Regions from separate parts of the Homo sapiens genome. Here region 2 is linked to region 1. Evidence: read pairs that join two places in POLR2A ChIA-PET (ENCODE). Cell type or tissue: PC-9. All regions are shown on one strand. Links, peaks and the distances in the headings refer to the core of each region. The heading gives the core; the rest is flanking DNA. Region 1 overlaps DMXL2 (Dmx like 2). Region 2 overlaps DMXL2 (Dmx like 2).

Evidence for each region. ChIA-PET counts read pairs that join two places held together with the same protein. Peaks named below come from ENCODE experiments on the same cell type or tissue, not always from the same donor. Only the 100,000 strongest peaks of a DNase experiment are listed, where the experiment ranks them.
Region 2: POLR2A ChIA-PET joins it to region 1 with 6 read pairs; 2 of 35 experiments call an interaction of 5 or more read pairs at or near these places.

Annotation. Positions count from the first base shown.
Region 1 is chr15:51,507,820-51,520,682 of GRCh38, reverse strand. DMXL2 (Dmx like 2) reads left to right here. Exons shown (of 44, transcript NM_001378457.1): 14 at 3,516-3,605; 15 at 6,124-6,241. Among named protein-coding and RNA genes, the nearest start is that of DMXL2, 110 kb to the left of the region's middle. In PC-9, for the core only: no CTCF peak of the experiment used is centred there; no DNase peak of the experiment used is centred there.
Region 2 is chr15:51,594,787-51,607,649 of GRCh38, reverse strand. The region is part of intron 1 of DMXL2 (Dmx like 2); the gene reads left to right. Among named protein-coding and RNA genes, the nearest start is that of DMXL2, 22 kb to the left of the region's middle. RefSeq lists an enhancer at 3,804-4,098. In PC-9, for the core only: no CTCF peak of the experiment used is centred there; a DNase peak (open chromatin) is centred at 7,349; H3K27ac peaks cover 1,675 bases.

The DNA of each region.
Region 1 (12,863 bases), core at 4,012-8,011:
GTTTCACCATGTTGGCCAGGCTGGTCTCAAACTTTTGACCTCAGGTGATCCACCCAGCTCGGCCCCCCAAAGTGCTGGGATTAGAGGTGTGAGCCACCGTGTCAGCCTATTCCCATTTAAAGAACTGAAAAATACAGCCAGGGCCTTACAGGGGTGGCATACGCAAGAAAGACCTGTAATTCCCATTAGCAAGCCCATACTCCAGGGTCTTACTCAACACCAAAATATCAGTTATTTGTATACGTTTATGTTTAAAATAAAACAAAATGTTTAAAGTATACATATTATTTTAAAAATGATTCTCTGGGTTAACTGACCTTGCTGAGTGATTTGTCCTCTCTCTGTCCAATGCTGTCAGTTAAGATGGCTTTTCTTATAGTTAGAAGCAACATTTAATCCAGATTGTGATGGTTAGGAAAGAATTTCTGGTGGAGATAGATATCTGAGATAAGACTTACTGAATGGGTAAGACATGAAAGTGAAGGAGGAAAAGGATATTTCAGGTAGAGATAACAGCAACTAACAATGCACAGAGGTAGAAGAATGTGCATAGTAAACTGTAAGTAGTTTATTACAGCCATAGCATAGAATGTGAATGGCTGTTGGAAATAGCTGAGACTGGATAGGAAGTTAGAGGTTAGATTGTGAAAAAATTTGTATTGCTTTCTTTATGATTTTGCTCTGCTTTCTCAAAGTCTGTTCTCAACATAGGAGTTAGAATGATGCCCTTAAAACGTAGTTCAGGGCTGGGTGCGGTGAACCCTGTAATCCTAGCATTTTGGGAGGCCGAGGCAGGTGGATCACGTGAGGTCAGGAGTTCAAGACCAGCCTGGCCAACATGGTGAAACCCTGTCTCTACTAAAAATACAAAAATTAGCCAGGTGTGGTGGCGTGCACCTGTAGTCCCAGCTACTCGGGAGGCTAAGACAGGAGAATCACTTGAACTCGGGAGGCGCAGGTTGCAATGAGCCAAGACCATGCCATTGCATTTCAGCCTGGGCAGCAAGAGTGAAACTCCATCTCAAAAAAAAAAAAAAAAAAAAAAACAAGAGACTTTGTCAAAACCAGAGAAGCAAAGAAGGAGATTTTGAAAATATTATTAATGTGTTTGTTTCCATTAAAGCCAGAAAAATAAAACTATAATTAGTCCAATTTCTGGTATAAATAAATTTAAACTTAAAGTAATATGTGAGTTTTAATGCACCTACTTTTCAATTTTTTAGCATTTTTTAACTACTTTGATGTTCTGGAAAAATGTTAACTACAGCCAGGTGTGGTGGTTTATGCCTGTAATCCCAGTGCTTTGGGAGGCTGAGGTGGGAGGATTGCTTGAGGCCAAGAGTTTGAGACTAGCCTGAGCAACATAGTGAGACCCTGTCTCTACAAAAAAATTAAAAAATTTGTCAGGCATGGTTGCATGCACCTGTAATCCTAGTTACTTGGGAGGCTGAGATAGGAGGACCACTTGAGCCCAGGAGTTGGAGGCCAATAGAGCAAGACCCTGAAAAAAGAAAAGAAGAATGTTAACCATTAAAAAAAAATATACATCAAAACACATATGTGCAGTTTTGATGCACATTAATGGTATCAGTGTGGCTCATTAAGATACTCTTGGGTTCTATATTTAAATGTTTGATATTTTGCTCATTATGGATTGTTTACATTAATTTTGATTTTAAAATATTGCATTAAAATATTATTTTTCTTGATTATTGAATTTTTGAGCACTCTTTTAAATTTTGCACCCTGGGCGAATGCTTTACTTCATTCTAATTTCCAGTAGTATCTTCCACTATAAAATGAGTTCCTTGGTTGGAGGTGATGTTGAGTGAGATTCTGTAGAATTCTGGAATTCTGTAGTGTAGTGTTCAGAAAGTCTGTTAATTATAGTGCTGGCAGAGAGTTGTGGGCAGGGAAAGCAAATCCTTAGCTGGAATACATAACTATTCTTGTGAGGGGATCTCAACCTTGGCTGCACATTGGAAGCACCTCAATCTCTGTGGGTGGGACCTAAGCATCATTGATTGTTAAAGCTCTCCAGGTGATTCAGTGTGCAGCCAAGATTGAGAACCAGTGATCTACAGCAGTCCTTCTTAAACTTTAATATACGCATGAATCCTATGGAAGTCTCATTAAAATACAGATGTCTTAGTTTCAGGGAGTAAGTATGCATTCATAAAAAGCTTCCCATCACTGCTGGTCCATTGACTACACTTTGAGTAGCAAAGCTTTGTTGTGTGCTACAAAAATTTCACTGTTTTCACCTCACCAACTATAGGCCACAGTTGAGTCCAGATTTCAATGAACAAACCCAGCAGACTGTTAACACCATTTCTTTTTTTTTCCTTTTTGGACGGAGTCTCGCCCTGTCACCCAGGCTGGAGTGCAGTGGTGCAATCTCGGCTCACTGCAACCTCCGCCTCCCAGGTTCAGGTGATTTTCCTGCCTCAGCCTCCTGAATAGCTGAGATTACAGGCACCCTCCATCACTCCCCACTAATTTTTATATTTTTAGTAGAGACGGGGTTTCACCATGTTGGCCAGGCTGGTCTCTTAACTCCTAACCTCAGGAGATCCACCTGCCTTGGCCTGTCAAAGTGCTGGAATTACAGGTGTGAGCCACCACCCTGGCCCTGTTAACACCATTTCTAAATGTCTGAGCTAACACTTTAAATCATGAATCTTGGGTGAACATACCCATATCAGTAAATTCAGCCCTACCTAACTACATATTTTTTTCTTTTGATCTAATAACCCTAGAATCAATTTTCTTACATGCTCTCTGGAATCCTACTGATACAAATAAGAAAGTTTCTACAACTCCAGTGTATATGCTTGTACTTATATCTCCCTACCTTGTACTTATATCTCTAGGCGAAGCTAGCCTCTAACCCCTCTTATTGGCCTTTTTGAGGTAGTGAAAAGTGGTAAAGGTGGGTGCTGAGGAGAATGGGCATTTCTTTCTGAGGCAACCGTTTCAGATGAAGTTACTGAAAGGTTTTTATGCAAGAGAAAGCTGGTTGGAACATGGGTGAGGAGGACTGTTCTTTTTAGCAGAAAGTTTTGGGATTTTGGGGTTCCAAAGTTAGGCTTCATTTGTTTGTTCATACATCCTTATCCCAAGGCACAAGAGTCCCACTTCTTCTCAACCCTTGCCCTTACCTTCGGTCTGGCAGGGTTGTACTTTTAAATGGCATTGCACATCTGCAGACCACTCAGGCATTGGGCCAGATCTTCAGCCATGTCTGTCTTGGGCTTTAAGGTTGCAAAAATGAAGAAGATATGATACCTTGAAGTTATATGCTATTTTTGTAAACATTATAGTTTTCTCTCTGCTTAACTTTAGACTTAACATGAGAATGAGTATGGAAAGTTGAAGTATTTCTTTGAATGTATTACATTCCATTGCCAATCAGTGAATATTTAGAGGGGGCCTTAAATGTCCAAGATGCTGTATCATATTGACATTAGATTATAATTTGTTGGCCATTAACATTTTGTGTTTTTTATTTACAGAAACTTATTGGAGAAGTGTTTAATATTGTGAGCCAACAGTCTACTGCTCGACCTGGCTGCATTATTGAACTCGACGCAATAACCAACCAAGTAAAAACATGCTTGTGAATTGGTGATATTCGTATACTTTATCCCATGGTGTTTTATATGTATATGATATATGTCATTCTCAGAATAATTTTCTTGTTTGTTATTAAATGCAGACAACTTATGTTGATTCCCATAGTGAAAATCTACTAATGATTTAGGGATTATTTTTCTCCTTGGGAAACCAAGAACTGTATGTTCTCATTTATAAGTGGGCGCTAAGCTATGAGTATGCAAAGGCATGCAGAGCAATATAATGGACTTTAGAGACTCAGAAGAGGGAGGGTGGAAATGGAACTAGAGATTTGAAAAACCACATGTTAGGTACAGTGTACACTACTTGGGTGATGGGTGCACTAAAATCTCAGAATTCACTACTAGTTCATCCATGTAACAAAAAAACCACTTGTACCCCAAAAGCTATTTAAGTAAAATTTTTTAAAAAAGGAATTATTCTTCTCCAGTTGAATTGTATTTGTAGCAAAGGAAATTTGATTCATTTAGAGAAACCATGACCTTGATCTTGAAATGCTGAGAGAAAATACAGTGCAGCTGCATAGAAGGGTCGGGTTGTGGTTTCTCATTTTATATTATTACTCTTTTCAACTCAATAGAGGGTAACCTCAGTTTCAGAGTGTTTGCCTTGTTAGGCCCCATGTTGGGTACTTTTGTGAGGTCCTTTAAAATGCAGATGAAAGTCAGATTCAAGTGGACATATACTTTTTAATCACAGGTCCTTTGTGTAGTATTCCTCCCCAGCTACTACCTAGGAAAGAAGGAGAACCCTTCTCCCTAGAGGGAGATGTAAAACCCATTTTAGCCCTCAGGATATTTGTTTCTTTAGGACTATGTTTATGGTCTAAGGGATAGAACTAACATTTATTCCAAATGTGAAAAGGATTAGTTTGGTAAAGAAGCTACCAATAGTTTTAAACAAGGAAATGAAGAAAGAGCCAACTATAGTTGAAAGCAAGTATAGAGTTACATCATAAATTTTCTTTAGTGTCTTGCACTTTCTATTGGGGAAAATGTACTCATTTCTGCTAATATAGATAAAATACATCATCTCTTGATAGCAGAACTGGGGCTGCCAGACCCATATTGCTAATACCTCCTGGGAAATGCTTAACTTTTTAATCCCCAGTGCCCCACCTTTCTTCAGATTCAGCCTGTGATTTCTTTTTTCTACTCAATAGGAATGTAGAAGAGTGGGTTGGCTTCCTTCCTATAGATAACTTAATTTTTAATGGATTGGATGTTAAATTCATCCCCTACTTTAGCCTCCTTTGCACTCATTACCATGGGATATTAACACAGTCTGCTCTCACAAAGCAGTTTTTTTACTTCATATTTGCTCAACACTTTTTCCCCTGCTCCTTGTGCCTATTTTTAACACAGGGGCTGGTAAACTGTAAGCAATAATGAATGACAAAGTTTAAAATTCTTTCTAGGTTTGTTCCCAATGTGTTGTATGATTTCTATATCTGTGAAGACATCACCCTTCTCTTTACTTTCATCTATTGTTTGTCCCTTGGGGAAATGACCTCCTAGACAATGAATGTGAAGAGATTTTTAATGTTTCTACCTAGAGAAACACAAAATACCCTATAACTTTCATAAAATTGTATGGCCCAACCTAATATTATAATCCTTTTATTTCTTTCTATTATGTAAAGAGGCAGGTTTTCCTTTATTCTATAAGATTATAGACTCCTCATCCAATGCCAAGATAATCATAGCTGCTTCCTTTTCTTGAAATCTCTGGGGGAGCCATCTGATTGATTGTCTTAATACACTTCCAAAATAAGCTTTTGTTTGGATCTAGCCTTTCCTTGAACTTCAGTTCCTGTTAAGGTTCTAAGTAGCCATTCGTGATAGTCTTAAAACATGGTCATGGAGCATAGCAGTTGACAGTGATGTTTCATCCATCCTTCGAGGGGTTCTAGTTACTTATGTGTAAGTTTAGTTCTCTAGAGATGTATCATCCTGCTGGCTGTTATAGGATCCCTCATAATTCCCACTAGACAGAGCTATTGGGATACTTCGAGGAGCTTTCTGGGTTTTGTTTTGTTTTTTGGTTCTCCAGTGGAATTGAAAAAATTACAAGTTGTGTAGTAGTCTAGTGTGTCTTACATAGTGCAGCCCTCCCTAGTCAGTTGTGAATCTGATGCTTTCAGGCTCAAAGTGGTGAAGGTTGCTTAACTGTTCTTTAAATTTGGAATTTGGGTTTTTTAGCATCTTTTTTTTTTTTTTTTTCCTGAGAAGCAAACCTGTTGATTTGTTTGTACTAGAGCTCTTCTATTCTGCTATTGGCTGTGACATTTTTGAAAGTAATTTTTCTCTGACCAGGATAGTTTTAATGATTCTCTTCTGTTGCTTTTTTCTTTCTAATTAGTAGTGGTAAAGAATAGAAATTGTTAGATATATTTCTTCTGCATTAGCATTGGGGAGGTGACAGATGGGAGATGGGAGACAGGGAATTTCAAAGATAAAACCTCTTCATTTTTTTTTGTATTTGTAGTGTGGCTCAAATACACAGTTGCTTCATGTGTTTCAAGAAGACTTCATTATAGGATATAAACCACATAAGGAAGATATGGAGAAAAAGGAAACAGAAATATTTTTTCAGCCATCACAAGGTACTTTAAAAAAATAGTCTGCATTTGTTTACCTTCATGCTAAAAAATGATCTCTAAGTTTTCACTGAGTATGGATCTTCAAAAGTTACCACTCTCATAATTTTTGACAGATTCACCAGTTAGTTCTGTCAAAATTGCTTGCTTGTAGATGAAGAGGGCTGTGGGTGAAAATTACTTTTTGCAAGACAATTCATTGGTGACATCAACTTTTACTAAGAAATGGTATCTGTGAACCTTAATTTGTTTTAAAAAGTAAGTTTCTTCAACTCTATAATTAAATTATTTTGATTGGTAGTTCCATTTGGTATCTTAAGGAAAACAGTTAATTTTATTACAGGTTTTAAAAAATTACCAGTAAATTGCTTCAGACCAATGATGAATATAAGATATAAGGTATCATGTTGTGTGGGACACTAGAAACCTCATGGAAATAGTGAATGCAAGGTACCATCTCACAGTTTTCCCCTTTGAAGTGTGGTATTTTTTCCTTTTTGTGAAAGTAAGTAGTTTAACCCTTTCAAAAACAAACAATATGACGTTTAGTTTAAACTTTATAACTTAGCTTAAAATGTTCCCTTCAGACGTTAAACTTTTATTTAAGTTTTTTAAATTGGCAAATAAAATTGTGTGTATATATATAACTTCATAATTATAAAACCAACATGTTCTATTTGAAAAGCCATGTCTTTAAGAATTAAGTGTCTATGGCGAATATTTAGTTTACAAAGGGTTTTCAGATAATTAATCTCATGTGGTTACAAATTGTGAATATCCAGATGGACATATTTAATTTTCTTAGTGTAGTCTTCATCACGAAATTATGTATAGCATCTAAGGAAACTGTTTCTATGTAATTTGTGCAGACAATTTCCTTCGCTTTAGTGAAAATCAGATTGAGGTCCTGTATTCTAAGAAGCTTAGCTCAAACATCTTTTCACTCGTCAGACTAGTAACTTGTTTTTCTTTCGTATATCTTTCTTCATACACAAAACTTTTCTTATTTGTGTTATTCAATTATGTTAAGTTTTATTTCACTATCATTATAACAGCAGTACTGCTTTACCAATTTAAAATTTACTTTTCTGTAGTATCTTACCTTTGCCTGGGTTAATCTTTTTAATATGGTTTCCAACAAATGTAGCTGCCATTTATCACATTATTTCTAACAGGAAAGATATGCCAGCTTACCAGAATTCAATGCTTATATAAAGTTGGTACTTTTCTTTATAATATTTTAATTGACTTGCATTAAAAATTTTCTTTATTTCTCGCTTTTGATATTTGTTATGCCACTGCTAAATCAGGCCAAAAGATTTCCTCAGTGCTTTCTTGGTTTTCCTTTAGTTTTTGTGTGAAATTTCTCTTTCTTCCTGATTTTATAGCTGTGTTCTTAAAGGACTTGTGTAGGTTTCTCCTCTTCTCTGCCTCTGCTTTATTTTGTACTAAGTTTTAATTTAAAGTTAATTACCCTTTTAGTTAAGAAAAATGCCAAAAATAGACAAAATTATAGTGCATAATTAAATGAACCTCCATATTCCCATAATGTAGGTTAAAGATTTTATCACACTTGCTTTGTCTACACAATTTTTCTTTTCCTTTTCCCCCCGAATTTTTTTTTTTTTTTTCCGAGACAGAGTTTGCTTTGCTGCCCAGGCTGGAGTGCAGTGGCGTCATCTCAGCTTACTGTAACCTCCACCTCCCAGGTTCAAGCAATTCTCCTGCCTCAGCCTCCCGAGTAGCTGGGATTACAGCTACTCGGCTGTAAGCCCACCTGGCTAATTTTTTTGTATTATTACTAGAGTCAGAGTTTTACCCCATTGGCCAGGTTGGTCTTGAACTCCTGACCTCAAGTGATCAGCTCACCTTGACTCCCAAAGTGCTGGGATTACAGGCGTGAGCCACTACGCCTGGCCCCCCTGAAATATTTTAAAGCAAATCCACCTACAGTGTTGTTTCACTTCCATATGCGTTTCTAAAAATAACTTCCTTACATATTTGCTGTTATCAAATTGATAATAAAATTCCTCAGAATCGTGCAATAACTACTCCATATTTCTTCCAGTTGTCTAAAAAATGTTGAGCTTTTTGTTTGTTTATGTGTTTTTGTTTGAATCTATATCCAAACAAAGTTTACATATTGTGTTTTCATTGTCTATTTAAAGAGTATTTTAATCTAAAGTGATACCTTATATACACCCTCATTATGCCACTGACTTGTTTTAGAGCAAGTTTATTTTTATTATTATTTTTTATTATACTTTAATTTCTGGAATACATGTGCAGAACATGCAGGTTTGTTACATACGTATACATGTGCCATGGTGGTTTGCTGCACCTATCAACCCATCATCTACATTAGGTATTTCTCCTAATGCTATCCCTCTCTTAGCCCCCCACCCCCCAACAGGCCCTGGTGTGTGATGTTCCCTTCCCTGTGTCTGTGTGTTCTCATTGTTCAACTCCCACTTATGAGTGAGAACATGCAGTGTTTGGTTTTTCTGTTCCTGTGTTAGTTTGCTGAAAATGATGGTTTCCAGCTTCATCCATGTCCCTGCAAAGGACATGAACTCATCCTTTTTTATGGCTGCATAGTATTCCATGGTGTATATGTGCTACATTTTCTTTATCCAGTCTATCATTGATGGGCATTTGGGTTGGTTCCAAGTCTTTGCTATTGTGAACAGTGCCGCGATAAACATACATGTGCATGTGTCTTTATGGTAGAATGATTTATAATCCTTTGGGTATATACCCAGTAATGGGATTGCTGGGTCAAATGGTATTTCTGGTTCTAGATCCTTCAGGAATTGCCACACTGTCTTCCACAATGGTTGAACTAATTTATACTCCCACCAACAGTGTAAAAGCCTTCCTGTTTCTCCACATCCTCTCCAGCATCTGTTGTTTCTTGACTTTTTAATGATTGCCATCCTAACTGGCATGAGATGGTATCTCATTGTGGTTTTGATTTGCGTTTCTCTAATGACCAGTGATGATGAGCATTTTTTCATATGTTTGTTGGCCACATAAATGTGTTCTTTTGAGAAGTGTCTGTTCATATCCTTTGCCCACTTTTTGATGGGGTTATTTTTTTCTTGTAAATTTGTTTAAGTTCCTTATAGATTCTGGATATTAGCCCTTTGTCAGATGGATAGATTGCAAAAATTTTCTCCCATTCTGTAGGTTGCCTGTTTATTCTGGTGATAGTTTCTTTTGCTGTGCAGAAGCTCTTTAGTTTAATTAGAACCCACTTGTCAATTTTGGCTTTCGTTGCCATTGTTTTTGGTGTTTTAGTCATGAAGGCTTTGCCCATGCCTGCGTCCTGAATGGTATTGCCTAGGTTTTCTTCTAGGGTTTTTATGATTTTAGGTCTTACGTTTCAGTCTTCAGTCCCTCTTGAGTTAATTTTTGTATGAAGTGTAAGAAAGGGGTCCAGTTTCAGTTTTCTGCATGTGGCAAGCCAATTTTCCTAGCACCATTTGTTAAATAGGGAATCCTTTCCCCATTGCTTGTTTTTGTCAGGTTTGTCAAAGATCAGATGGTTGTAGGTGTGTGGTGTTATTTCTGAGGACTCTGTTCTGTTCCATTGTTCTATGTATCTGTTTTGGTACCAGTACCATGCTGTTTTTGTTACTGTAGCCTTGTAGTATAGTTTGAAGTCAGGTAGCGTGATGCCTCAAGCTTTATTCTTTTTGCTTAGGTTTGTCTTGGCTACGAGGGCTCTTTTTTGGTTCCATATGAAATTTAAAGTGTTTTTTTCTAATTCTGTGAGGAAAGTCAATGGTAGCTTGATGGGGATAGCATTGAATCTATAAATTACTTTGGGCAGTATGGCGATTTTCACAATATTGATTTTTTCCTGTCCATGAGCATGGAATGTTTTTCCATTTGTTTATGTCCTCTCATTTCCTTGAGCAGTGGTTTGCAGTTCTCCTTGAAGAGGGTCTTGTAAGTTGTATTCCTAGGTATTTTATTCTCATTGTAGCAATTGTGAATGGGAGTTCACTCATGATTTGGCTCTCTGTCTGTTATTGGTGTATAGGAATGCTTGTGATTGTTGCACATTGATTTTGTATCCTGAGACTTTGCTGAAGTTGCTTATTAGCTTAAGGAGATTTTGGGCTGAGACGATTGGGTTTTCTAAATATACAGTCATGTCATCTGCAAAGAGAGACAATTTGACTTCCTCTCTTCCTATTTGAATACCCTTTATTGCTTTCTCTTGCCTGATTGCCCTGGCCAGAACTTTCAGTACCATGTTGAATAGGAGTGGTGAGAGAGGGCATCCTTGTCTTGTGCTGCTTTTCAAAGGGAATACTTCCAGCTTTTGCCCATTCAGCATGATATTGGCTGTGGGTTTGTCATAAATAGCTCTTATTATCTTGAGATAAGTTTCATTAATACGTAGTTTATTGAGAGTTTTTAGCATGAGGGGCTGTTGAATTTTATCAAAGGCCTTTTCTGTATCTATTGAGATAATCATGTGGTTTTTGTCATTGGTTCTGTTTACGTGATGGAGTACATTTATTGATTTGTGTACGTTGAACCAGCCTCTCATCCCAGGGATGAAGCCGACTTGATCGTGGTGGATAAGCTTTTTGATGTGCTGCTGGATTCGGTTTGCCAGTATTTTATTGAGGTTTTTCGCATTGATGTTCATCAGGGATATTGGCCTGAAATTTTCTTTTTTTGTTGTGTCTCTGCCACGTTTTGGTATCAGGATGATGCTGGCCTCATAAAATGAGTTAGGGAGGAGTCCCTCTTTTTCTATTGATTGGAATAGTTTCAGAAGGAATGGTACCAGCTCCTCTTTGTACCTCTGGTAGAATTTGGCTGTGAATCTGTCTGGTCCTGGGCTTTTTTGGTTGATAGGATATTAATTACTGCCTCAATTTCAGAACTTGTTATTGGTCTATTCAGGGATTTGACTTTTTCCTGGTTTAGTCTTTGGAGGGTGTATGTGTCCAGGAATTTATCCATTTCTTCTAGATTTTCTAGTTTATTTGTGTAGAGGTGTTTATAGTATTCTCTGATGGTAGTGTTTATTTCTGTGGGATCAGTGATGATAGCCCCTTTATCATTTTTTATTGTGTCTGTTTGATTCTTTTCTTTTTTTCTTTATTAGTTTGGCAAGTAGTCTATCTATTTTGTTAATCTTTTCAAAAAACCAGCTCCTGGATTCACTGATTTTTGGAAGGGTTTTTTGTATCTCTGTCTCCTTCAGTTCTAGAGCAAGTTTTTTTTTTTAAAGAAGTTTCTCTGACTACTTACTTGTGATGTTGTTTAAACTTTTTCTTGTCTACTGTATTGCCTGTACAGTGGAAGTTAGCTCTACAGACTTGATTAGATCTGGGTTCAACATTCTGGGTGATGCCATGTACTTCATATGTATCATACCAGAAAAAAAAATTTGGATATCTCACTTTTAGTCATATTAAGATTCGGAAGATTCAGTTGGTGGTGGTGTCATTATAGTTTGACAGCAGTCTTTATCTCATGGCTTCTTCCATTGAATATTATTGATCTTAAACCAGTTATTTCATTAGGGATTGAAAAATTATGATTTTCCAATTTTATCAGTTCTCATTTATTTATTAGCTGGAAAGCATCTGTAAAGAAAAGCATTTCTTTATCAACTAGGGCTATTGGATTACTTTGAAAAACAGTTCTTTTTGGAAAGGTTAAGTGCTTAGTTATTTCCATTTAATTGACAGTTTCAGAATGAGGAGTCTGCGCGCTGGTTATCTCTAGCTGCTACTGTTGAATTTATTGTTGTTGTTGGATTTCTTTGTCTTTTAAGTATCAATATGAACTCATTTTAAGAAAACTCTTTAATGAACTATAATATACATACAGAGAAGTACTCATATAACTCAATGGATTTTTAGGTATGTAGGATATTTCAGTCAGTTGCAGTCATTTTTTAAATGCTTACATAGTGCTATATTAGGCTAGTAAGTAGCATTTGAAGTAGGTCCTGTGTCCTTTTGACATAACCTCATTATTGTAATAGTTTACTTTCTTTCAGGAGCAAGATTTTCCTGGGTTTATCTTGTAGCTGTCCTTTGCAAGAATGGAATCATCCTTCCAAACTGTTTCTTTTTTAAAAATTATTATTATACTTTAAGTTCTGCGATAGATGTGCAGAACATGCAGGTTTGTTACATAGGTTTACACGTGCCATGGTGGTTTGCTGCACCCATCAACCTGTCATCTATGTTAGGTCTTTCTCCTAATTCTTTCCCCTTCCTAGCCCCCTACCCCCAAACAGGCCCTGATGTGTTATGTTCCCCTCCCTGTGTCTATGTGTTCTCATTGTTCAACTCCCACTTATGAGTGAGAACATGCGGTGCCAGACTGTTTCTTCTAATGAAAATGGTTAGAGGCCACAATTTTAACTCTAGCAGCGCTCATTACCAATATGTTGTCATTATGAGTTTTAATGATTAAGGAAAGCTTTTATTATCCTGCATTAGATCTCATTTTCAGTTATGAAGAATCTAATTTTCAGCAGGGAAAATTATATATACAAGTAATGTCTTTTTTTAAAAAATGCATGAAATTTCTACAAAATTTTTTCTTTACCCTACCACTGCTCCTTCCCCCACAACTTAAGTTTTTT
Region 2 (12,863 bases), core at 5,821-9,820, 85 kb before region 1:
CTTGGGAGTTTTCAAATCTGTAAATTAATATCTTTCATCATTTATTGAAAAATTTCAGCTGTTTCTTCAAATATTGCCTCTGCCCTGATTGACCTTATAAAACAAATAAATATGTTTCAGACTTTCTGACTTTATTTCTGTGACTAATACCTTTTGCCATGTTTTCTATCTTTTTTTTTCTTTTTTCTTTTTTTGAGACGGAGTCTCGCTCTGTCGCTCAGGCTGGAGTGCAATGGTGCGGTCTCGGCTCACTGCAAGCTCTGCCTCCCGGGTTCGAGCCATTCTTCTGCCTCAGCCTCCCGAGTAGCTGGGACTACAGGCACCTGCCACCGTGCCTGGCTAATTTTTTGTATTTTTAGTAGAGACGGGGTTTCACTGTGTTAGCCAGGATGGTCTTGATTTCCTGACCTTGTGATCCGCCTGCCTCGGCCTCCCAAAGTGCTGGGATTACAGACGTGAGCCACCGCGCCCGGCCTTTTTTTTTTTGGTGGGGGCAGAGTCTCACTCTGTCACCCAGGCTCTGGAGTGCAGTGGAGCAATCTCAGCTTACTGCAAGTTCCACCTCCCAGGTTCAAGCGATTCTCCTGCCTCAGCCTCCCGAGTAGCTGGGATTACAGGCATCCATCACCATGCCTAGCTAATTTTTAAATTTTTAGTAGGGACAGGGTTTCGCCATGTTGGCTAGGCTGGTCTCGAACTCTGACCTCAGGTGATCTGCCCACCTTGGCCTCCGAAAGTGCTGGGATTACAGGCCTGAGCCACCTTGCCCGGCCCCATGTTTTCTATCTTTTTATCCTTTTGTGCAACATTCTAGATGTTTTTTTCTAATCAATTTGCAAATCCTATATTCAGCCATGTCTAATTTGCTGTTAAAGCCATCCGTAAGTTCTTAGTTTTGGTTGTTACACTGGTTCTTTCATGAGGTCTTTTTTCCTTGTGTGATAGATATTGTTGACTTTGTGTATTTGAAAAAAGACTTTTAGGAATAACCTAAGGCCCAAGATGGTGGTATCTTACCCAAAAGGGAATTTTAATTTAATTAGGTGACATGTCTTGGGGATTTTACTGTTTAGGGAAGACATTAATTCAAGCGCAAGGCTTGAAATTTTCTAAACCATCTAAATGATGCAAAGACAGATGCGAATCTCTACAAGTGGCCGGGCGCCATGGCTCATGCCTGTAATCCCAGCACTTTGGGAGGCTGTGGTGCGTGGATAACCTGAGGTCAGGAGTTCGAGACCAGCCTGGTCAACTGGTGAAACCCTGTCTCTACTAAAAATACGAAATTAGCTGGGCATAGCGTCGTCCCAGCTACTCGGGAGGCTGAGGCAGAAGAATTGCTTGAACCCGGGAGGCAGAGGTTGCAGTGAGCTGAGATCGCGCCACTGCACTCCAGCCTGGGCGACAAGAACAAAACTCCCATCTCACATCCACACCCCCACACACACACATACAAAATCTCTATAAGTGTGTTGGTTTAATTCTAGGTCTCTAATGTTATGTGGATTAATCTTCAAGATTTCAGTTTAAAGTGTTGGGTAGTTTATTGGAGTCCCATCTTTTGTCAGATGGAGCACTTTCATTTTTGTTCCTCTAGATCCAAGAGACCATCAAAATGCAGCTCAGTTTTACCCTCACTCTTTTAGATTAGCAAATGCTGTTAGGACAAATTGGCATTCAGTGCTGAGCACAGCCTTATGTTCTCCTTTTCTCTTAGATTTTGGCCCACTAATTCCTCACAGTATTTTTTATTTTTTTAGCTCTTTGAGTGTTTTTACATCTATGTTCATTAAGAATATTAATCTGGGGCCGGGCGCGGTGGCTCACGCCTGTAATCCCAGCACTTTGGGAGGCCGAGGCGGGTGGATCATGAGGTCAGGAGATCGAGACCATCCTGGCTAACAAGGTGAAACCCCGTCTCTACTAAAAATACAAAATATTAGCCGGGCGCGGTGGCGGGCGCCTGTAGTCCCAGCTACTGGGGAGGCTGAGGCGGGAGAATGGCGTGAACCCGGGAAGCGGAGCTTGCAGTGAGCCGAGATTGCGCCACTGCAGTCCGCAGTCCGGCCTGGGCGACAGAGCGAGACTCCGTCTCAAAAAAAAAAAAAAAAAAAAAAAAAAAAAAAAAAAAAGAATATTAATCTGTATGGGCTGGGCCGGGTAGCTCACACCTATAATCCCAGCAGTTTGGAAGGCCAAAGCAGGCAGATCACTTGAAGTCAGGAGTTCGAGACCAGCCTGGCCAACACGGTGAAACCCTGTCTCTACTAAAAATACAAAAATTAGCCAGGCATGGTGGCACACGCCTGTAGTCCCAGCCACTTGGGAGGTTGAGGCACTAGAATCACTTGAACCCAAGAGGTAGAGGTGGCAGTGAGCTGAGATGATGCTACTGCACTCTAGCCTGAGTGACAGAGTGAGACGCTGTTTAAAAAAAATACATATATTTATATGTTTTTTTCCCCCGTTGTACTGTTTTTGTCGAGTTTTGGTATCATGCTAAGATGTTTTTTGTATATTTCATGAAGCTTTTTGTGTTTTAAATTTAGATCCTATGATTCATTTTGAGTTAATTTTTGTGTAAAATATCAGATTAGATTTTTTTTTTGATATATGAACATCCAGTTGTTCCAACACCATTTGTTGAAAAGCTGCCCTTTCTCCATTGAATTGCCTTTGTACCTTTGTAAAAAATCAATTGGCTATATTTTTGTGGGTCTATTTCTGGAATCTGTATTCTGTTGCACTGATCTATGTCTCTATCCTTTTGCCACAATACCACTGTCTTGATTATTGACTTTATGGTAAGTCTTATAATTGAGTAGTGTGATTCTTTGAACTTTATTCTCTTTTTTTACAATTGTTTTAGTTATTCTAGTTCCTTTACCTTTCCATTTAAATTTTAGGATCAGTTTGTCCATAGCTACAAAAAAAATCCTACTGGGAATGAACTTGATTGCCTTTCTTTTAAATCTGTAGATCAATTTGTGGAGAAGTGACATCTTTGAGTCTTCCAATTATGAACATATGTCTATATTTATTTAGATCTTCTTTGATTTTTCATCAGTGTTTATGCATATAGATCTGATACATGTTTTGTTAGAAGTATTTAATTTTTCAGACCTATGTTAAAATGGTATCTTTTTAAACATTTTATTTTCCAATTGTTTCCAGTTGTTCATGGCTGCACAGAAATTCTGATTTTGTATCCTGTGACCTTATTAGCACTAGGCTTCTTTTTTTTTTTTGTAAATCTCTTGGGATTTTCAGTGTAGATATCCACACTAGCTGCAAATTAGACAGTTTGAATTCTTCTTTTCCAATGTATGTGTTCTTTTTTTTTTTTTCCTTATTGCAGTACTAGGTTTTTTTTTTATAGATGCCCTTTATAAGGCTGAGAAGATTCTTTTTTATTCCTTGTTTGCTGAAAGTTATTATCATAAAGGAATCTTGAGTATTGTCAAGTGCTTTTTCTGTATGCATTAATATGGTTATATATTTTTTCTTTAAATTATTAATGTGTGGATTGCCGTGATTGAGTTTTGAAAATTGAATCAGTCTTGTAGTACCAGTATAAGCCCCACTTCGTTATGGTATATTATTGTTTTTATTTGTGGCTGGATTTGATTTGCTAATATTTTATTGAGTGTGTTTGCATCTGTGTTCATTAAGAATATTTTTTATTATGTTTTTTCTCCTGTACTGTTTTTGTCTGGTTTTGGTATCATTGTAATACTAGCTTCATGAGTTTGGAAGTATTTTGTCCTTTTCTTTTTTTTTTTCAGACGGAGTCTCACTGTGTCACCCAGGCTGGAGTGCAGTGGTGCAATCTCAGCTCACTGCAAGCTCCGCCTCCCGGGTTCGCGCCATTCTCCTGCCTCAGCCTCGTGACTAGCTGGGACTACTGGTGCCTGCCACCACGCCCGGCTAATTTTTTTTTGTTTTTTAGTAGAGATGGGGTTTCGCCATGTTAGCTAGTATGGTGTCGATCTCCTGACCTCGTGATCTGCCTGCCTGGGCCTCCCAAAGTGCTGGGATTACAGGCGTGAGTCACTGCGCCCGGCCGTATTTTGTCCTTTTCTACTTTCTCTCAGGATTATGTAGAATAGGTGTTATTTCTTTTTTAAATGTTAGTAGAATTTATAAGTGAAACAATCTGGGCCTGGAGTTTTCTTTTTCAGAAGGGTTTTAACTATACGTTTAATTTATTTAATAGTTAAAGGACTATCCTAGTAATATGTTTCAGCTTGGGTGTGTTTTTACTGTTTTTGGTTTTAGAGGAATTGGTCTTTTTCATCTGTTTCATTTTTATAGGTTTGCGTATAGAGTTGTTTGTGGCATTTCGTTATTATACTTTTAATGTGTGCAGGGTTAGTACTGATACCCCTCTTTTATTCTTGATATTGGTAATTTGTGTCTTTTCTCTTTGCCTATCTTGCTGAAGTTTTTATGTTATATTGCTCTTTTGATTTCATTCATATTCACTCTTGGTTTTCTGTTAATATCATTGATATCTGCTTTTTTATTGTTTCCTGCCTTCTATGTGATTTGGAATTGTTTTACTCTTCTTTTTCTAATTGATTAAGATGGAAACCTATGTTATTGATTTGGGGAGTGCCCACACTTCTTTAAACATTTTTCTACTAGCCATTTTAACATCTTTGTCAGTTGATTTCAACATCTGTGTCTTGTTGTCTCTTCTCTTGCAAGTTGAGATTTTCTTAGTTCTTTATATGAGTAATTTTGGATTATGCCTGGACATTTAAAAATATTACGTTATGCGACTCTGGGCCTTTTGTAAATCCTATGGAGAATGTTGATATTTTTGTTTTAGCAGGAATTAGAGCTGGCTGGGTTGAGATGGAAAGGTTTGACCAACCTTCTGTATATTGTAGTTTCCATGTAAGTTCCATTTTCAAAGCCTTTGCAGTGCTAGCTGAATATACTCTATCCTGTGATGTGCCACTGAGTGGCCAGTATGGAACCTGGGCAGTGGTCTCAAGGTCTTTGCTCTGCTGTTTAAGCTTAAGATTATGCTTGCACAGCCTGGGGATGAGCCCGGGAGTTTACAAGCAAGTTTGTTGAGTTGCCTTTCCAGACTCCTCTTTCTGTGACTTTCCTGGTACTTTCTGGTTTTCTGGCTGGAAAACCAGTCACTTCCTGTGACTGTACCTGTCTATATTCAGTGCCAAAGTACCTGTAGAGAAAGAAAAAGAGCAACGTGGATCCACTCTACTCTCTTGGGGTCATGGCACCTCAGAGTAGAACTGTGGAATTATTTGGGGGCTGTGATATCAGAAAATAGAGAAAAGGGAAAAAAAAGATAAAGGGAGAATTTTTCCTCCCTTTCTGTGAACATTAAGAGTCTCCTTTCCCATTCCTTGAGCCAAAAGTAAATGGCTTCTCCTGGAGCTCTCTGTTTTTGCTGCTTGGTTTAGGCCTGACAGTCCAGGCCTAACTTAGTTCAGTAAAATGGGAAACTCTGCTAGAATAGTGAACTTCAAACTCCATTCTTCTTACCGCATTTATCTGCTATAATTCACCTTATTAAGAGTCCTCAAATAGCTGTTCTGTGCTTTCTGTTTATGTTTTATGGCTGCATCAAGTGGGAGAGACATCACTGTGGTTACTTTATTTTACTTGGAACTGGAGCTATGATGTCATTTTTCATACCATCAAAAAGGACCTAGCAACAAATCTAATGATATATGTGTAAAACTCCTATAAGCAAAATTAATAAACTTTATTGAGAGACTTAAAGGAGATAAATACTATGTTCATGGACTGGAAGATTCACTACTGTAAAAATATCAACCATTTCCAAGCTTATTTATGTATCTTTGATGCATTCCCAATCAAAATTTTAAGAGAATTTTGTGGAATTTGATAGAATGATGCTAAAATTTTATGGAGCTAGATAGTGCCAAGAATAGATAAGGCAATATTGAAGAGCAATAAAGAAGACTTCTACCAGCTCAAGACTTATAAAAGTTGTAGTCATTAAGATAGTGAGATGGCAGTCTGAGGACAAATACACCAAAATCAGCACCAGAAAGAGACCCACACATTTGTTGATGTTTGATTTATATCACAATTGGCATGGTAGAGTAACAGGATGGTTGATCTTTTCAATCAGTGGTGCTGGGACATCTTGTTATCTACATAGGAAAGAAGGAAGACTTGGTCCCTATCTCACCCCATACATAAAAATTAACTCCAAGTAGATTAGAGATGTGCAAGACAGAACAATACATATTTTAGAAGGGAGAATTCAGAGGAATACATGTAGAGGAAAATGTATTGCTAACCTTGAGGTTGCAAAAGATTTCTTAAAACATCAAATTTTTTTTTTTTTTTTTGAGATGGAGTCTTGCTTTGTCACCCAGGCTGGAATGCAGTGGTGCAATCTCGGCTCACTGCAAGCTCCGCCTCCCAGGTTCACGCCATTCTCCTGCCTCAGCCTCCCGAGTAGCTGGGACTACAGGCGCCTGCCACCACGCCCGGCTAATTTTTTGTATTTTTAGTAGAGATGGGGTTTCACCACGTTAGCCAGGGTGGTCTCAATATCCTGACCTTGTGATCCGCCCGCCTCGGTCTCCCAAAGTGCTGGGATTACAGGCATAAGCCACCATGCCTGGCCAAATTGTTTTATTTTCCTCTAATTTGATCTTTCTTGAGAGTGTCTGTAAACTCTCTGGAGAGTGGCTGTTAACTGTATGTCTGTCCTGATGGGGCTCCAGGGATTATTGTGGAGCTGGGATATGACCATATGAGATGGTCATGGATGTTTACAGTCTGTCTTTCATGAGATAGTTTTTTATCTTGGTAGATGTCCTAATGCTTAAATGTCAGACCTATGGCCAGGTGTTCTTCTCACAGGAAACTTATACTGGCAGATACCCTTGTGGTTCTTGTCCTATCCGTGTCCAGTTTATTTGACCAAGACAGCCACGCTCTAGGAGAACCCTGACCAAGCGGAGAATTAGGTTCAGGTGTGTTGGTCAGGTGAGCTACAGAGGAGATGGTAAAACAAAACGCATGAAATAACAAGCAGTTTTAATTTCAGATTTTAGAGAGAAGAGAAAGTAGCACACCTTGCAAGGTCAACAGGAAGAGGGGTGCCACCTAGGACACGCAAGTGCAACCAGTGGATGGGATGAAAGAGAAAGGACCTAGGGAACTAAAGCCTTTACTGGGGTCCAGGGTGTTCTTAACCAAGCAAGTTTCCTATGAGGAGTTCTAATTTGTAGGTTGGAGCAAGCAGGCATGAGTCATGCTGTGACTAAGAGGTGGTCACTGAGGCATATCTGTGCAGGGTTTGGGGTCATTAGGGTGAGTCAGGTAGATTCTACCTAGCTCTCCTAAAAGGAGGTGATAACCAGGAGGTGGTTGTAAAAGGCAGGTATCTTGATTGACCACATTGAGGACCTGGGAGGAAATGGAGAACTAAAAACTGTGTCAAGGGTGACTGAGCCCTGATTCTTGAATGAGAAAGTCAGACTTATACTTGAAACGAATGCCAAGGCAACCTAAAATTATAGGAATTCACTACACAAATAAACCACAATTGCAGATAGAAATATTTTGGATATTGTGAGCCAGGTTTCTCATTATTGAAGAAGAGAGTTACAAGTGTAGAAAGTGGGAAGGCAGCCGGGTGCAATGGGTCACACCTGTAATCCCAGCACTTTGGGAGGCTGAGGCGGGCAGATCACGAGGTCAGGAGATTGAGACCATCCTGGCTAACACAGTGAAACCCTGTCTCTACTAAAAATACAAAAAATTAGCTGGGCATGTTGGCACGTGCCTGTAATCCCAGCTACTTGGGAGGCTGAGGCAGAAGAATCGCTTGAACGTGGGAGGTGAAGGTTGCAGTGAGCCAAGATGGCACCACTGCACTCCAGCCTGGGTGACAAAGCGAGACTCCATCTCAAAAAAAGAGAAAGTGGGAAGGCCAGAATGAACCTTGTCAATATAATTGCATTAGAGGCATTAGTGTGACCTCATAGATGTGTATGTGTCTATACACATATGAATATATTACATGTTTATATGAATAATGTGTGTATGTATACATGCATATATTTGTGTATATTTAAACAGACATAGAGCAGTGATGTATAGGTATAGAGATATGTAGATATGATACGGATGTTTGTATTGGTGTGTCTTTGATCCTAAGCCCTTTCAGTGGACAGTTGAAAATAGATATGTGTGTGTCTGTCTATAGATACATACATAAACATACACACACATTTGTTTTCCTAACTGTCAGCTGAGAGGCCTAGAAGCAGTGATACCCCTGTAGCAGTGAACACAACTGGCATCTAGATCTTGGTTTCTAAATACCTTTGTCCACTAAAAGGAACCACTATTTCTTGGAGGAATAGCTGATTTTAGGCTGGAGCATGAAAAATGAGATGAATCTGGAATTTCTTGTGCCAGAAAGTAAGGAATTGCTCAAAGAATGGTCATAGCATGTCATAATGACACTGGAGCTAGCTTAAAGGTCTTCCACTGGCCAAATCTGGGACAATCTGGGTATGAAAATAAATGATAGTGGATTATAACCCTTTGAATAAGATAAAAATCCATGAATTTTTACTGATATAAATAAGTACACAAATAAGGAACGCTCTTCTTTACAGAGGGAAACTGACAAATGATGCAACGATGGAATTAGAAAATTGCCATTTGGCAGCCATCATAGTAGTACTAAAACTAATGGATGAAAGTTTAGTAAGGAACAGGATATTTACATAATCTCAAAATATATTCCCACAGTATACTTATTAATTATAAAGGAAAAACAACATAGAGGAGAAACCTGGAAGATACTATCTGCATTTGCTGTCCAAAGTAAACATCATCAGAGATGGGGCAAATTAACAGAAGTGCCACCTGATAAAATGCAATAAGAACATTGCTACATTTCTGTGGTATTCCTGCCCCAAACCCATAACCTAAATCTAATTGAGAGGAAACATCAGAGAAACCTGCATTTTAAGATATTCTATAAAATAACTGATCTGTGTTCTTCAAAAGTGTTAATGCCATGAAAGACAAAGAAAGAGTGAAGAATTATTCCAGATTAAAGGAGTCTAAAAAGACATAGCTAAACACTTAATCTGGAATTTTCTTTTACTATAAAGGACACTATTGCAGCAGTTCAAGAAATCTAAGCTCTATAGATAATAGTATTTTATCAGTATCCATTGCCCGATCTTGATAATTGTACTGTGGTCATATAAGACATTTTTAAGGGGAAACATTAAAGTATTAAGGAATAAAAAGGAATCATGCCTGCAACTTTCAAATGGTCCAGAAAAAAATATATGTATGTATACAGAGACAAGGGTAAAGCAGATGTAAAATATTAACATTTGGGGAATGTGGTATACAGGAACTTTTTATAACTTTGTATAACTGTATAAATTTACAACTTTTTGTAAGCCTGAAATTATGTCAAAATAAAAAACTAAAAGTAAAGGAAGTACTGTATCATAAAAGGAGATTAATGATAGATTGGACTACTTTAAAATTAGGAACTTCCTCAAAGATAGCATTAAAAGTGAAATGCAAGTTGTGGAGTTGGAGAAAAGAATTGCAACATCTATATTTGACAAAGGACTAGTATCCAGAATATAACAATATCTACAAATAAGAAAATGATAACAATAACGGATGAAATATTTGAACAGGTGCGTCACAAGAGAAAATCTAAATGACCGGTAAATATTTGAAAAGGAGCCATAGCTCATTAATAATCACAAAAAGACAGATTGAAATCAGGAGATTCTATTATATACCTAACAGATTTGCACAAAATTACTTACTCTCACATGTATCTGGTGATGGCAAGGATGTCCAGTGATGGGAATTCTCATGCACTGCTAGTGACAGTATAAATTGGTACAACTATTTTGGAAAACAATTTAGCATTAATGCCAAAATTTAAGATACGCCTAACCTGTGATCCATCAGTTCCTCTTTTGTGTGTATATTCTAGAGAAATGCATGCACGTATGCGAGATTTCCCTACAAGAATGTTCATAGCAGCATTGTATGTAATAGGCAAAATGTCCATCAACATTAGAGTGGATAAATTGTGGTACATACCAGGGAATATTAATAAGAAATGAAAGTGAGTGAATCACAGTTACATACACCAGGATAAACTTCTGACCTAATGTTCAGAGAAAGAGACACAAAAGCATACAGTATGATTCCATTTACATAAAGTTCAGAGGGGAGGCAAAACTAAACCATATTGTTTAGGCATGCATACAGAGGTTGAAAAACTACAAAGAAAAATAAGGGGGTGATTTCCCAAAAAGGGTAGTGGCTACTTTTGCTTGAGACGGAGAAGTGTAATTTGGAAGGGACAGATAATCTTTTGAGTTGCTGGAAATACTCTTCTCTTCTTGGGTGGTGGTTACACATGTACTCACTTTAATTTATTCTTTGTGGAGGATGTTTTAGGTACACCTCTGAATTTAAAACATTGTCTTAGTGGGTTTTGTGAGGTTTTATGAGGGATTATGTAGGTGCATGTTTGTCTGCTTTTTTATTATTATTATTATACTTTAAGTTTTAGGGTACATGTGCACAACGTGCAGGTTAGTTACATATGTATACATGTGCCATGTTGGTGTGCTGCACCCATCAACTTGTCATTTAACATTAGGTATATCTCCTAATGCTATCCCACCCCCCTCCTCCCACCTCACAACAGGCCCCGGTGTGTGATGTTCCCCTTCCTGTGTCCATGTGTTCTTATTGTTCAGTTCCCACCTATGAGTGAGAACATGCGGTGTTTGGTTTTTTGTCTTTGCGATAGTTAGCTGAGAATGATGGTTTCCAGCTTCATCCATGTTCCTACAAAGGACATGAACTCATCATTTTTTATGGCTGCATAGCATTCCATGGTGTATATGTGCCACATTTTCTTAATCCAGTCTATCATTGTTGGACATTTGGGTTGGTTCCAAGTCTTTGCTATTGTGAACAGTGCCGCAGTAAACATATGTGTGCATGTGTCTTTATAGCAGCATGATTTATAATCCTTTGGGTATATACCCAGTAATGGGATTGCTGGGTCAAATGGTATTTCTAGTTCAAGATCCCTGAGGAATTGCCACACTGACTTCCACAATGGTCGAACTAGTTTACAGTCCCACCAGCAGTGTAAAAGTGTTCCTATTTCTCCACATCCTCTCCAGCACCTGTTGTTTCCTGACTTTTTAATGATCGCCATTCTAACTGGTGTGAGATGGTATCTCATTGTGGTTTTGATCTGCATTTCTCTGATGACCAGTGATGATGAGCATTTTTTCATGTGTCTTTTGGCTGCATAAATGTCTTCTTTTGAGAAGTGTCTGTTCATATCCTTCGCCCACTTTTTGATGGGGCTGTTTGTTTTTTTCTTGTAGATTTGTTTGAGTTCATTGTAGATTCTGGATATTAGCCCTTTGTCAGATGAGTAGTTTGCGAAAATTTTCTCCCATTCTGTAGGTTGCCTGTTCACTCTGATGGTAGTTTCTTTTGCTGTGCAGAAGCTCTTTAGTTTAATTAGATCCCTTTTGTCAATTTTGGCTTTTGTTGCCACTGCTTTTGGTGTTTTAGACATGAAGTCCTTGCCCATGCCTATGTCCTGAATGTTATTGCCTAGGTTTTCTTCTAGGGTTTTTATGGTTTTAGGTCTAACATTTAAGTCTTTAATCCATCTTGAATTAATTTTTGTATAAGGTGTAAGGAAGGGATCCAGTTTCAGCTTTCTACCTATGGCTAGCCAGTTTTCCCAGCACCATTTATTAAATAAGAAATCCTTTCCCCGTTTCTTGCTTTTGTCAGGTTTGTCAAAGATCAGATGGTTGTAGATATGTGGCATTATTTCTGAGGGCTCTGTTCTGTTCCATTGATCTATATCTCTGTTTTGGTACCAGTACCATACTGTTTTGGTTACTGTAGCCTTGTAGTATAGTTTGAAGTCAGGTGGCGTGATGCCTCCAGCTTTGTTCTTTTGGCTTAGGATTGACTTGGCAATGCAGGCTCTGTTTTGGTTCCATATGAACTTTAAAGTAGTTTTTTCCAATTCTGTGAAGAAAGTCATTGGTAGCTTGATGGATGGCATTGAATCTATAAATTACCTTGGGCAGTATGGCCATTTTCACGATATTGATTCTTCCTACCCATGAACATGGAATGTTCTTCCATTTATTTGTATCCTCTTTTATTTCATTGAGCAGTGGTTTGTAGTTCTCCTTGAAGAGGTCCTTCATGTCCTTTGTAAGATGAATTCCTAGATATTTTATTCTCTTTGAAGCAATTGTGAGTGGGAGTTCACTCATGATTTGGCTCTCTGTTTGTCTGTTATTGGTATATAAGAATGCTTGTGATTTTTGCACATTGATTTTGTATCCTGAGACTTTGCTGAAGTTGCCTATCAGCTTAAGGAGATTTTGGGCTGAGATGATGGGGTTTTCTGGATATACAATCATGTCATCTGCAAACAGGGACAATTTGACTTCCTCTTTTCCTAATTGAATACCCTTTATTTCCTTCTCCTGCCTGATTGCCCTGGCCAGAACTTCCAACACTATATTGAATAGGAGTGGTGAGAGAGGACATCCCTGTCTTGTGCCAGTTTTCAAAGGGAATGCTTCCAGTTTTTGCCCATTCACTATGATATTGGCTGTGATATGACAGACCGTCATAGATAGCTCTTATTATTTTGACATACAACCCATCAATACCTAATTTATTGAGAGTTTTTAGCATGAAGGTTGTTGAATTTTGTCAAAGGCCTTTTCTGCGTCTCTTGAGATAATCATACGGTTTTTGTCTTTGGTTCTGTTTATATG